3 separate regions of the Mus musculus genome follow, and all the other regions are linked to region 1. The links are chromatin loops, found by intact Hi-C in ENCODE. Cell type or tissue: heart. All regions are shown on one strand. Each heading gives the region's core, and the rest is flanking DNA. Links, peaks and the distances in the headings are about the cores only.

The links. Peaks named below come from ENCODE experiments on the same cell type or tissue, not always from the same donor. Only the 100,000 strongest peaks of a DNase experiment are listed, where the experiment ranks them.
Region 2: it touches region 1 in a loop (6-fold over the local background); 9 of 42 quality-filtered maps call a loop at or near these places.
Region 3: it touches region 1 in a loop (2.6-fold over the local background); 16 of 42 quality-filtered maps call a loop at or near these places.

The regions. Positions count from the first base shown.
Region 1 is chr2:65,236,715-65,240,622 of GRCm38, reverse strand. Cobll1 (Cobl-like 1) reads left to right here and starts at 1,832. Exons shown (of 14, transcript NM_177025.6): 1 at 1,832-2,260. The coding sequence starts at 2,184. Gm13594 (a long non-coding RNA gene) reads right to left here. Exons shown (of 2, transcript XR_001783320.2): 1 at 2,541-3,908; 2 at 427-1,117. In heart, for the core only: CTCF peaks have their summits at 1,229 and 1,798; DNase peaks (open chromatin) are centred at 1,922 and 2,672; H3K4me3 peaks cover 2,249 bases; H3K27ac peaks cover 2,152 bases.
Region 2 is chr2:65,187,379-65,191,286 of GRCm38, reverse strand. The region is part of intron 1 of Cobll1 (Cobl-like 1); the gene reads left to right. Among named protein-coding and RNA genes, the nearest start is that of Gm13594, 44 kb to the left of the region's middle. In heart, for the core only: no CTCF peak of the experiment used is centred there; a DNase peak (open chromatin) is centred at 1,726; H3K27ac peaks cover 1,595 bases.
Region 3 is chr2:65,143,683-65,147,590 of GRCm38, reverse strand. All of the region lies in intron 2 of Cobll1 (Cobl-like 1), which reads left to right. It overlaps LOC115489595 (a small nuclear RNA gene), which reads right to left and starts at 3,677; the gene lies at 3,619-3,677. In heart, for the core only: a CTCF peak has its summit at 1,987 (motif pointing left); a DNase peak (open chromatin) is centred at 1,930; H3K27ac peaks cover 281 bases.

The sequences.
Region 1 (3,908 bases), core at 520-3,019:
TACCAGGAAATGAAACATCTCACTTGTCAAGCAAGCCATTTGGGTAGGCTCAATTTCAGTGTGTGGAAAGTATGACCCTGCCCGGTGCCCAAGAACAAAAGGATGTAAGGGAAAAGTGGTGTCATGAAAATTGCACTCAGCAGTTACGAAATGTTGTAAAAATCTCTTAAAGATTAGCCTAACTGGAATCCATAATAGTACTAGGATGCCATAAATCAAGGTTGAAACTAATTAAGTGCTTGATCCTGTGATTCAAAGTTATAAACTTTAAGTAGTTTCAGTGTTCCTTGCTATTTACAGCCTGTCTATGCAACAGCTGTAAATCTGCTTATCCATTTACGGTCAGAAAGGATTCATGAACTTGTCAAACCAGTGTTATTATTTAAAGTCTAAAATCCAGATCCATTTCAAACAATTGCCTCGTTATTAGTCAAATTATTTAAAAGCAACTTTTAATGATAGAGTTCTAACACAGTCATCGCAGAAGTCACCACGATCTTCACCTCCATTTCATATTCAAAGATGTACTGAGACCATATTCACCACAAGGGAGAGGAAAGAGACAAAATCCAATTATGTGGAGTAGTAGTTAGTACTTTTGGTTCCAGAAATTATTGGTGGTGGTTGTAATGAATGAGCAACAAAGAACCTTTAATTAAGCACGGGTTATAAATACTAGTTTAATTTTAATGTGAACCAAAAATGTTAAGTCCTTTGTTATCCTACATCATGTTTTTATGCCTACAGATTTGCCACTTGAGGTATCCATTTATATATTTTTAATTTAGCATTATTTCCTGATGTTCGCTTTTGGACTCATCAATATGATTTACTTTAAAACAGTTGGCAAGGGTCTAAGGGTAAGGAGACAATATGCACCCGGTTGTCAGGTGGCACGTCTCCTCTGAGAAGAACTCTTGCAGGAACCGAAACTACAAACAAGCAAGCACTGTCTGAGATTCCTTTATTCCTGTGAAACTTCCAGGAGGCCACTAAATCTCTGCTGTTCTTTCTTAGCTTATAGACTGTCATCATGAGAACGTCCAGTCCTCAAATCCCAGCTGTTGGCTGTTTACATCAAGAGAGGCATGTCTGGGAAGACTGGACGAGCTTAAACCTGCCAGGGATTAAAAAGATCACAATGTCAGAGGTGCCTTTTAAGGGCTAGCAACCGTAGGGGTCAGTAAGGTTAAAAAGAAAATCCTGCACTTCGAAGGTCAGACTGCAGGTGGTCAATCAGCAGGACTCGGTCCATGAGCTCTCCTCACTTCCGCTACAGCTTGGGTCCTCCCTGGGGTTTTGCTGGCCAGGTAGCCTCCCTGTCCGCCCACTCTTCCTCTTGGGTTCGCGAGGCTTCCCAAAGCTACTCAGTGTCAGTGGGGACTAAAACGAGCAGCCTAGACGCTTCCTCTCCACCGGCCTCCCCCGCGGTACCTAAAAGCCGCGTGCTCCGCGGAGGGGTGCGGGGTGGGGTAGGAAATTCCTCCTCGCTCCACGTCCCCGCCCGCTCGCCCTACCCGTCCCCTCTCCGGCTGGCTGCTCTGCTCGCTCCGATGCTGACCTCGTCACCCTCACTTCTGCAGAGCGAGGTGGCCGAGGCGGCTGCGAGCTCGGGGCTCCCGGCAGGGCCATGGGGCAGGGTGAGTTGGGGCGCGGGCGCGGCGGCCGGGGGCCGGCCGCTTTCCGCCGCGCGCTCGCTCCGGGCGTCCGAGCTAGCCGTGCGGGGGAGGAGCGGAGCCTGGACGGGCCGGGTCCCCTAAAGCGGGCAGTGGCTTGGGAAGGCGGGGGCGCTGTGGTTCGCAGCTCCTCCGGAAAAGTTTGCACGGGATTCAGTTGGTGCGCAGCGGGCCGCTGGAGCCCAAGCACTGCGGGCGTGGCGACCGTCCCGCGCCCGGTCCGCTCCTCCTCCTCCTTCACAGCCCGGGCTGCCGCGCGCCGCCCCTTCGCCCGGGACTGGCTGCGGGCTGCGGCCGGGGCGGGGACCTGTAGCCGTCGTCGCGGCGCCCTCGGGCAGGGACCGACCGGCAGGTGGAAGCGCCCCGGGGAGGCGGGGCCGCCCCTGGCTGCCGTGGGTCGAGGCGGGCTCTTGGCCCGGCCGCTCCCGCCCTGACCCGCCGGCCTCTCCCACCCTAGCAGTGACGCGCCGCCTCCGAGCCCGAGCCCGCGCCGCGGCCAGCAGCGCGATGGACCGCAGCGTCCCGGATCCCCTACCCCGCAGCGCGCCCCGCACCCCCGCCATGCAGCCCGCGGGCTCCGCAGGGTAAGTAAGCCTCCCTCCCGGCCGCCGAGGCCTCGCGCGCTTCACCTGCCCGAGGCGAGCTCCCCGCGGGGCCGCCGGGCTCCCGGGCCGACCCACACGCGGGCGGGAGACTGCGTCCTCCCGGACGAGTCGGGGTGGGGGGTTCGGTACTTTGGGCAAGCTTTCCGATCGGGGTTACGGAAGGCCAGGCGAATGGCAGGCGTTGGGTGAGGAGTCCCGGAGCAAAAGTGGTAACAAAGGGCCCCTTGTTGGGGCTCTGTAGCGGCGGGGGGGACGACACCTGTAAGCGCGCTCCGGGAAAGGAAGGAAAAGTTTCCACAGCCAAGCGCTCCAGCCCAGGAGGATGGTTTCTGTCAAGGTGACTGCAAGGAAGGGGCTTCCTGAAAGTCCACGGAGGGCGCAGCAAGGTGTGCCAGCTGTCAGCCCGGCTTGACAGTTCCGGGAGCAGGCGGGGTGCTCGCCTCTGACTGGGGGTGTGTGTGTGTATGTGCTTCTGGCCAATTGGTGATGCCAAAGCCGAGTGCGAAGTCAGTCGCATTGGCAAACACCTATACTTTTTTTTTTTTTTTTTTACCGTCACGTGTTTGAGGAGCGATTGGAAGGGAAGGGGCTGTCACATGGTGAGTTAATATTAAATGAAGCATGCCTTCCTGCCAAATATGCTAAACATCACTCTGTTAAACGTTTGGGTAAACAGTGGTGGGAACAGGTAGTCCTGCAAGGGCCAAGGAGAACTTGAGAATAACCTTTGTCGTAGTAAATGGTCAAGCTACACAACCCTGTCCTAGGTGAGACCGCCTCACTGCTGTCATGTAGCCTCTTTGCCATAAAGCACCCCCAGTTTCTCTTTTTCTTTGTTAATCAGAACCTAGAAATGCCTTAAGCAGAGTATGAAAATTCCGGAAATTGGAACATTAAGGAACAGGCGACTTTGTAAGCAATGAATGAAAGTCGTTCTTTTTTTTTTTTTTCCCCTGGTTTAAGAGTGAAGAAGTCATTTTTCCCTGGAACATGACAGGCGTTTCCTTAGGAGCAAGTCACAGCATGTTTATTCATCAGAGGCCATGCGAGCATTGGCAGTTGTCTAGAGGAAACATGGAAGAGTCTCAAGGCAACATGACTAATCTAACAGATATTTAGTGTAATGCTTACATAGAGGAAACATGCAGTGTATGAATTCGTTCTTTTTTCCTCTAAATTTCGATCTCCTCCATGCAAATATCCCCTATTGCTGTAGAGCGCTACTTTTTTCTTGGGGGGGCGGCTTTCCACCGTTTAGATACTAATGTGTCTCCTTCCATATATTTTTACCGTATGGAGAGTAAGTGTGTCGGTAGGATGAGGTAAAGCAAGGCCTGGAGACAGAGCTGTGGATTAATGTAAGTTAATGTCATACAAGCTTTCACACAAAACTGAATTAGACTCTCAGAAAACAGCAGAGAATTCCCGTGTGTGTCTGTGTAATACACTTACACAACACGCAGTCTCAGATGCTCAGGAATCGGTTCTTCTAAACAAAATAGGTGAGGCCGGAGAGCTCGGTGATGAAATATAGAGCTTTCTAGTGACAAGCCTAGAATACCCCGGGTTTTATGCTTGAGAACTTGGGGGCTAAACAAATGAGTTCCTTGAAAGTATGCATATATTT
Region 2 (3,908 bases), core at 502-3,001, 49 kb after region 1:
ATTTAAAGCTAGACATTTTATTTAGCCCGAAACCATTTACTAATACTTTTTTTTAAAGGTGAAAAACGTTTTCCTCCGCGGGACATGTAATGCTTAGGGCTCATTATAGATGCAATTTACACAAATGCTATATAATTGTTACCGCTCAGTGTGAATTTGAGGAAATCAAGGCTTGAAGATCTAGAAGTTGGCTCGAGCTTACTGAGTAATGGAGTCTTCATTTGGATTCCTTTGCCCTTGAGTTACTTGTTTCTTAATCACCACCCTATATTGAAACAGTAGCCACTTTTAATTATGTGATAGTTGAAGCCCCAACTTTGTTCTATGAGGAGCCAGTGGGGATTGGTTCTGGGCATGCTTCTACTTTCTTAAAGCCTCATTTGCTGTGTGTCTGTCAGGCTGTAGTTTCCTGAGTCCAGACAGGGTGACTTTAGAACCTATGAGAGCAAAGGAGCCCTCAAAATTAGCAGCGTGATAGGCTGTTTCATTCTTATGTTAAATGTTCTTATTATTTCTTGAGACATCATCTCACTGTGTCACTGAGGTAGGTCTTGAACTCCCGAACTCAAGGAATCCTCAGGGTCCTGGGTAGCTATAGTTAGAGCATGTGTGATACCAGGCAGTATGCTGACCTTTAAAAAATAAGTCCTTGAGCGTCAGGAGTTGAAGGAGGCTTTTGTCTGTTGTCTGCGTACTGGTTTTCTAACTTGAAGTGCATTAGAGAATGTCCATTACCTTGCTGGTAAACCATTTCAGGACTGGAGAATTCAGCTTACTGGACGAACTTTCCTTACTAGTAATCTCTCCCTTGGTTAGTTCTGACTTTTACTTTGGAGGTAGACTAAGTTGTTAGACATTACAACAAATCATCTTCTAGACTTTATGATTATATAATGAAATGGTTGAGAGCTGGGATTGTAGCTCAGTGGTGGAGTGTGTACATAGAGTGTTGGAGGGCCTGAGTTCCCGTCCCTGCATCACACACCATCAGTGTGCACCGCCCCCCCCCTCACACACACACACACATACACAGACACACAGAGACACACACACACACACAGACAGACACACACACACATCTTATACATAAAGGAGTTGCACACTCATTTGATCTATTTCATATTTTAATATGAATGTGTGTTTTCAACTTTCAGTTTCAGGAAATAAAGGGATGAACATACACTTTTAATATTTTTGTCTTTTTTGGTTTCTAGAGTTAGGGTCTCAGTACGTAGCTCTGGATGTCTTGGAACTATGCAGACCAGAGTGTCTTAGAACTCAAAGAAATTGGCTTGCTTCTCTCTCCCTAGTGCTGAGATTTAAGGCACAAGTCACTACTTGAGCTGATGCACACTTTTAAACGGAACAGAATTTCATGAGAAACTGTAAAAAGGCTGGCATCTTGGGGTAGAACGGTCTTTAGGAGCAGTGAAGCCAGGGCTATCATGTGCAGGGATGCCATTCCTGTAGCCAACCAGAGACATGACGCCTGTGCTAAGGTCAGCAGGTGGGAAGGCTGCTTCTCAAGTACAGTTAGGATCCTGAATCACAGAGGACCACAAAGGGGACTCTCGGTAGCTCAGATCCTGTTCATATAAAAACAGCATCTGCTTTGCAGCTTTTACACTCAGCAGTGACTGTACGGGGTTCCTCTCAGAGGCAGAGCACAGCGGCCTTGCTGAGATCATGTCCTTCCTGCTCTCTGGCCTGCAGATCTGCTTAGCAGAGCCCCGGGCGGAAGGGAACCTGGGCTGGGGAATACTCTGGGTTTTGGGTCTGTCGTTCAGGAAGGTACACAGGAAGGAAGCTGATGCTGGGGTTTACCCAATCCACTGTAAAAGTGTGATGAGATGTTTGCTGGTTTCCATAGCCACATTTCCTGACCTGTCTCGTCCCCAGCCATCATGAAAATGTCACCTTTGGTCCTTTTATTAGAGTCCCATCGTGCAGAAAGTTTACTCAGTTTCTGCTTTTCTGTATACTTAGGTGAAAAAGAACTCTTATCCATGCCATGGGTGTGTTCTCAGTGAAAACACATTAAATGTGATTAAGTTGTAACACTTAGCTTTAAGGTTTTTTTTTTTTTTTTTTTTTTTTTTTTTTAGCTTTAAGGTTTTTTGAGAAGCTGATTTTTACAGCACGTGGAAGGAGTTGAGGAATGCCAGGAAAAACTATATGTAATACATAACATTTTATATTATATCTTATATACTGTATTTGTGATTATATAATACCATAATTTAAATATATATGCATAATAAAAGTGGGCTACTCAGAATGATGCATTATATAGATACAATATATACTTACACATTTATATAACTTATCTGAATGGAATGAAACCTAGATGTGAACTTTGCTGGGGACTTTGATGAAAGAATTCTTTGAAGAGGCAGTTACAAGCTGATATTTTAGGTTCTGCAGAAACATGAGAAGGAAGGAAGTTGTTTCTAGGCTGGGTTTGTGGTTTTTTGGGGGATGTTTTTAGATCAAGTGCCTTCCTAACACGGCTTAGTCTCACTTAGTTTCTAGAGAGACGTTTTCCCTCAGTGGCCGGTGATGTCCTGTCCGCGCTCTGATTTCACTTCTGAGATTCCTCGTGTAGTTTCTATTTTCCTATCTCCCTAGCAGCTTTTCTATTTACTGCACAAGTGCTGGCTCCCAGCACACAACATAAGGGGCACAGGTGAATGGAATTCTTTGTTCTTGATTAATTACAAAGAGTATGTGTATTTTAATGTTTTTTTCCTTCATTTGTATTTTTATCTGCTTCATCTGTTTTTCTTACTGCTTTTGAATGTAGAAGAAGAAAGAAGAATGGTAAGCCTAAAATGAAAACAGAAGAAAACCAGGGCTGGGGTGGGAGTGGGGACCAGCTGACTGTTTTAGAAGCATTCAGAGTTGCATAGTTAACCAGTGAATGTCAAGTGTATGGAGATGTAGCTAGTGGTCTCAGCTGAGAGTCTCTCAGGTGCACTTGTTTTTTTGTTTTTTTGTTTTTTTAAACTGTGTCCTTATAAAAAGAAGAAATTGAAGAGAGACTATCTACAATTAGTCTTAACCTCTAAGTTTTGAAAAGAATTGACCTGTAGGCTCTAGGTGGATAGTTAAGTACTAACACATATTCTCACCTGGTTGGAAATTCAAATAGAAAGAAAGAAAGCTATAAATCAAGTCCTTTGAGAATCAATATATTAATCTAGAGATTAGATTGCTCTTGGGCTCTTGTCTTTCTTTCTTTTCTTTCTTTCTCTCTTTCTTCCTTTTTCTTTGTGTGTGTATATGTGTTTTGTTTTGCTGCTTTTCAGAAACTGTTTGTCTGACAACACCCTCTCTGCTTAGCCCAGAGTGAATGATGGCTATTTTGTATTTTGTGTGCTCTATTTTTGCTTTATGTCTACTCACTCTTGTGAACTGGGTATGAAAATCCCTGACTGACTGCCTTGGTGGGTGATGCCACTTGGCCAGCCACTGTTGCTTACTATTTTGCTTGCCAATCTACTATGAGCCTGGTGATTTTCCATCATCCCCCACATCCTCACCACCACCTCACCCACATTTTTCCTAGTCCTCTCTAACCTCTGCACTTATATGCTTTATTAAAATGGGGCTTGTCATATTCTAGTACTCTATTGCATGCAGTATGCATGTATTTATTTTCAATATTTGCCCCTGCAAACTACCTCTCTTATATTTTGCCTAGAATTACCAGACCTTTGAGAAAAAAAACTTGAAAAATTAACTCCTATTCTCTTGGCTTCCAAGCCAATCCTTTTTTATTCCCTGTATAACCTGCATTTGTTTCTCTATATTGATTGTTCCCTCCCAGTGCATAGGTTTAGGGGATTGAATTAAGATCTTCAGGCTTAGTGCGAGGTACCTTTTACCTACTGAGCCATCTGCCTGGC
Region 3 (3,908 bases), core at 502-3,001, 93 kb after region 1:
TGCTTTGGAGTGTCTTTGTATGATTCTGTGATATTTTTGAAAGACCTTGCTATGTATTTCAGAGTGTAGTGTGGGCTTCTCCAAGAGTAATTTGGGGGTACTACAGGAGTGTGGTGTGAGGAGTCCTTAAGGGTGTGATTAAAGCTGTCTTAACAAGTCCAGCTACTGATGAGCCATTGTTCTAAAAGTTGTTAATAAGCCCAAAAAACACAAATAGTAAAATATATTGTATTTATTAAAAGTGTGAACTAATGGAAAAATTACAGTATAACATTTTTGTAATTGTAAAAGGGAAAAAGATCCTACAGATTAATACAAGAATTCTGTGTAGGACTGAGAAAGTTAGTTTTAAATAAGCTGAAGTACAAGAGTGAGTTTTAGACAAATCAAAAACTCTGAGGGGTCTGTCTCTAGATTCTTTTTTGAGAATATCTTTTCTGAATTTGTCTAAATTATACTTGAATATTATTTTTAACCATTTATTTCTAACATTTTAAAAATTTATTTATTTTAGCTTATATGTATGAGTGTTTTGCTCACAGGTATATCTTAGTTCCATATACATGCCTGGTGCCTTTGGAGGTCAGGAAAGATTGTCCATAAGTCCTCTAGAACTGGAGTTGTGCACCGTTGTGAGCTGCTGCATGGGTACTGGGAATAAAGCCCTGGGCCTCTGCAAGAGCAACAAGTGTTCTTAACTGCTTATCCATCTTCTAGCCAGCAAACGTATTTTGATGGCATGATTGCCCATGCATTTGGTGCAGAAAACATTATTGGCATCAGAACGTAATACGTATGAAGAGTATATTTGTGCTTTACTTTTCAAAAGAATTTCTCTCCTAAAGTATACCTACCCTATCTGCGGGAAGATGTTTCAAGATCTCTTGTCACATTTCTGATACAAGAGTATGTCTGAAATGTTCCCTTCATGAACATGGGCATGTATAACTTTACCTGCAGAAGAATGCCTTTGTGTGTCCACTGGTTTTCCCTAGAGCTTATTCTGGTTTGGAACACAGTGACGTTGGGGCAGTAATCAATGATGCTAAGGGGAGAGCAAAGACACATTATCCTGACTTAGCATGGCAGCTTTAGTGAATACCGGAGTTTAGTGATGCCATGTCCATCTGTCTCTGCTATCTTCTCCCCTTGCTTATGTTGATGGTAGCTGTAGTCTGATTGAAAACTCTAGCCATTTCTGTCTGCAATAAAATAGCTTGGATGATGGAAGGAAGGAGGAACTAGAATATTTGTCTATAACATGTAGTGTGTGTGTGTGCACGCATGTGTGTTTGCGTGTGCATGCACTTGGGTGTATGCGCCTATGTGCAGGTATCCCACCGAGTTGCTCTTTTCACTGTTGCTGTCCTTAACTGCTCAAGTGAGCATGGGAGGCTGCTGCACTCAGGGATGAGATACCCTGGTGCTTGGGGAAAGTTCCTTTTTTGTTTTTGAGACAGTGTTTCAGTCTGTAAAACAAACTGATCTCTGCTCACATTCCTCCTGCAGCTGCCTCCCAGGAGAAAGTTCTATATCTTTAACCAAAATGTCCAGTTTGGGAGATTGATGAACGTTTCCCATTGAGGATGTGGCTGGGGGTGGGGGTGGGGTGGGGGGGCATCCTATGCTGTACTAGCAACCCTCTTCTTCAACAGGGAGGAAGGAAAGGCCACCGTGTATAACAAGCCTGGAGACAGCCCTTCATTATACAAGTAGACATTTGTTTTGATATGATTGAATCTTCGGATACCATGCCTGCCAACAAAGGCAACATTGCCCTTAAGTAGAAACCCCAGCATGAAAATTACACTTTGCTTCATAGCTTAGTGTGTGACCTCAAGGTTTTTGTGTTAAATAACCCAGAGATATTTCATATAAAACCTGTGGCCCTATTCCCTTGGTCAGTGCCACTAAGAGCAGTTCAGACTGGTACAGGGCGGATCAGCAGCCAACCCAGGAGTATTTACATGGAGTAGAGTGCCACCTATTGGAAGTGAGTAGACTAAGAAAAGTGACAGGCTACACCATTGTGAGTCAGTTTTTGTTAAAATGCGTATGGATCAGAATTAAAAACTTCACATTATAGTTGTACTTATTAAAAACTGCTAAATAGAGCCATGTTTGTCGCCAGTACTTGGGAGTCAGATGTTGGGGGATCAGAAGTTTGTAGGGGAATCAAAGTCACCTTCAGAGAAATAGCAAGTTTGTGGTCAACAGTTAACGAGACCCTGTCACCAAAGGACAAGCAAAACAACAACAAAGCAACCACCCAAACAAAAAACAGATGTTTTTCCAGGCTGGTTTGGTCAGTGTCTGAGTTAGGGTTTCCATTTTCACCGTAAAACACCATGACCAACAAAACGGCATAGGGAGGAACGGGTTTGTTTGACCTACAGTTCCGTATTACTGCTCATCATGAAAGGAAATCAGGACAGGAACTCAAGCTGGACAGGGACCTGGAGGCAGGAGCTGATGCAGGGGCCATGGAAGAGTACTACTGACTGGCTTGCTTCTCAAGGATGGCTTAGCCTGATTTCTTATAGAACCCCATAGAACTTCTACCATATGCTCAGGGATGACACCACCCACTACGAGCTGGGCCCTCCACCATCAGTCACTAATTAAGAAGATATCCTACAGGTTTACTGTACATCTTAACCTTTTATTGATTTTTTTGTTTTACCTCATGCATCCAAATCAGCTTGTCTCCTTGTCTCTATGTATCTGCTATCTGTCCTAGAATCCCCCCAAAACAAAACAAAACAAAAAAATAAAATACAAAGCATAAAAAAAAAAAATCTCATTGTGGATGTTGTAGTGTGTCATGGTGTGTCCCATAGCATTCCCTTTTGTCTATACATCTTTACCACTAGGTTCATTGCAATGAGTCTGGTTCAAGACCTCTGGCTTCTAATATAGCATCAATACTGGATCCTCCCAGGGACTCCTCAGATAACCTGTTGTTATGGAGATACTGCAGCTTTGGATCTGTGGGGCTGGCCCTTTCCTCTGCCCCAGTGGCTCATAGATGAGGAGGATGAGTGGGCCTGCAGCTGGGTCTTACCAAGGTATTTCCTTAATCAAGGCTCCCTCTTTTGACATGACGTTAGCTTGTTTCAACTTGACATAAAACCAGACAGCACAGTCAGAAACCCACTCCCTATTTGGTCCTTTTAATTCTTTACCATGGAGTGACTATAAATTCTGAGCTATAAATTCCCATAATGGAAGCTGAGTTAGTTGTCTTTGTAGGAGTCTTCACCAAAGACCAGCCTTGGCTTGGAGAGGGGTTCTGAGGAGGCAATATTTGAGAGCAGTGAAACAAACAACTCAAACCTAAATGGCAGGTGACAGCTGACAGCCAGCCTTGTAGTCTGCTCAAGAGGGCTCCCTAGACAGCTCTCTTACATAGCTCTGGGCTCTGTAGTTCCTCCAAATAAGTTTCTGCTCAAGACAGCTCTATGTAGAGATGGCTCTCTCATGCTAGAAAAAAAAAGTTCTAAAATCTCTCTGGATAGCTCAAGAATTTTCCCATAAAAGTCAGAAAAGCTGCTATAAAAATTCTTGGATATTTTAGGAATAATTCTAAAAGAGCTATGTTAGCTCTCTAAGTAATTCTTGGGATTTCTGACCAAGGTCAAAAATCCTCTTAGAAAAATTCTGAAAGAGGTACTCTAAATGAGCTATGTTTGCTCTTCATGGATTTTCGGACCAAAACCAGAAATACTGTTAGAAAACATTCTTAAAAAGCTGTGTTTACTCTCCAGAGATCTCTAAAACAGCTCAGCTCTCGAAAGAGAAAATTCTAAAAAAGAAAAAAAAAAAAACCCAAAACTATCACTCACTTGCTGGTTCATCTTATGCAGACCAACAGCCCAGTCTTTTATGTATATATCAGTTCAGTCACT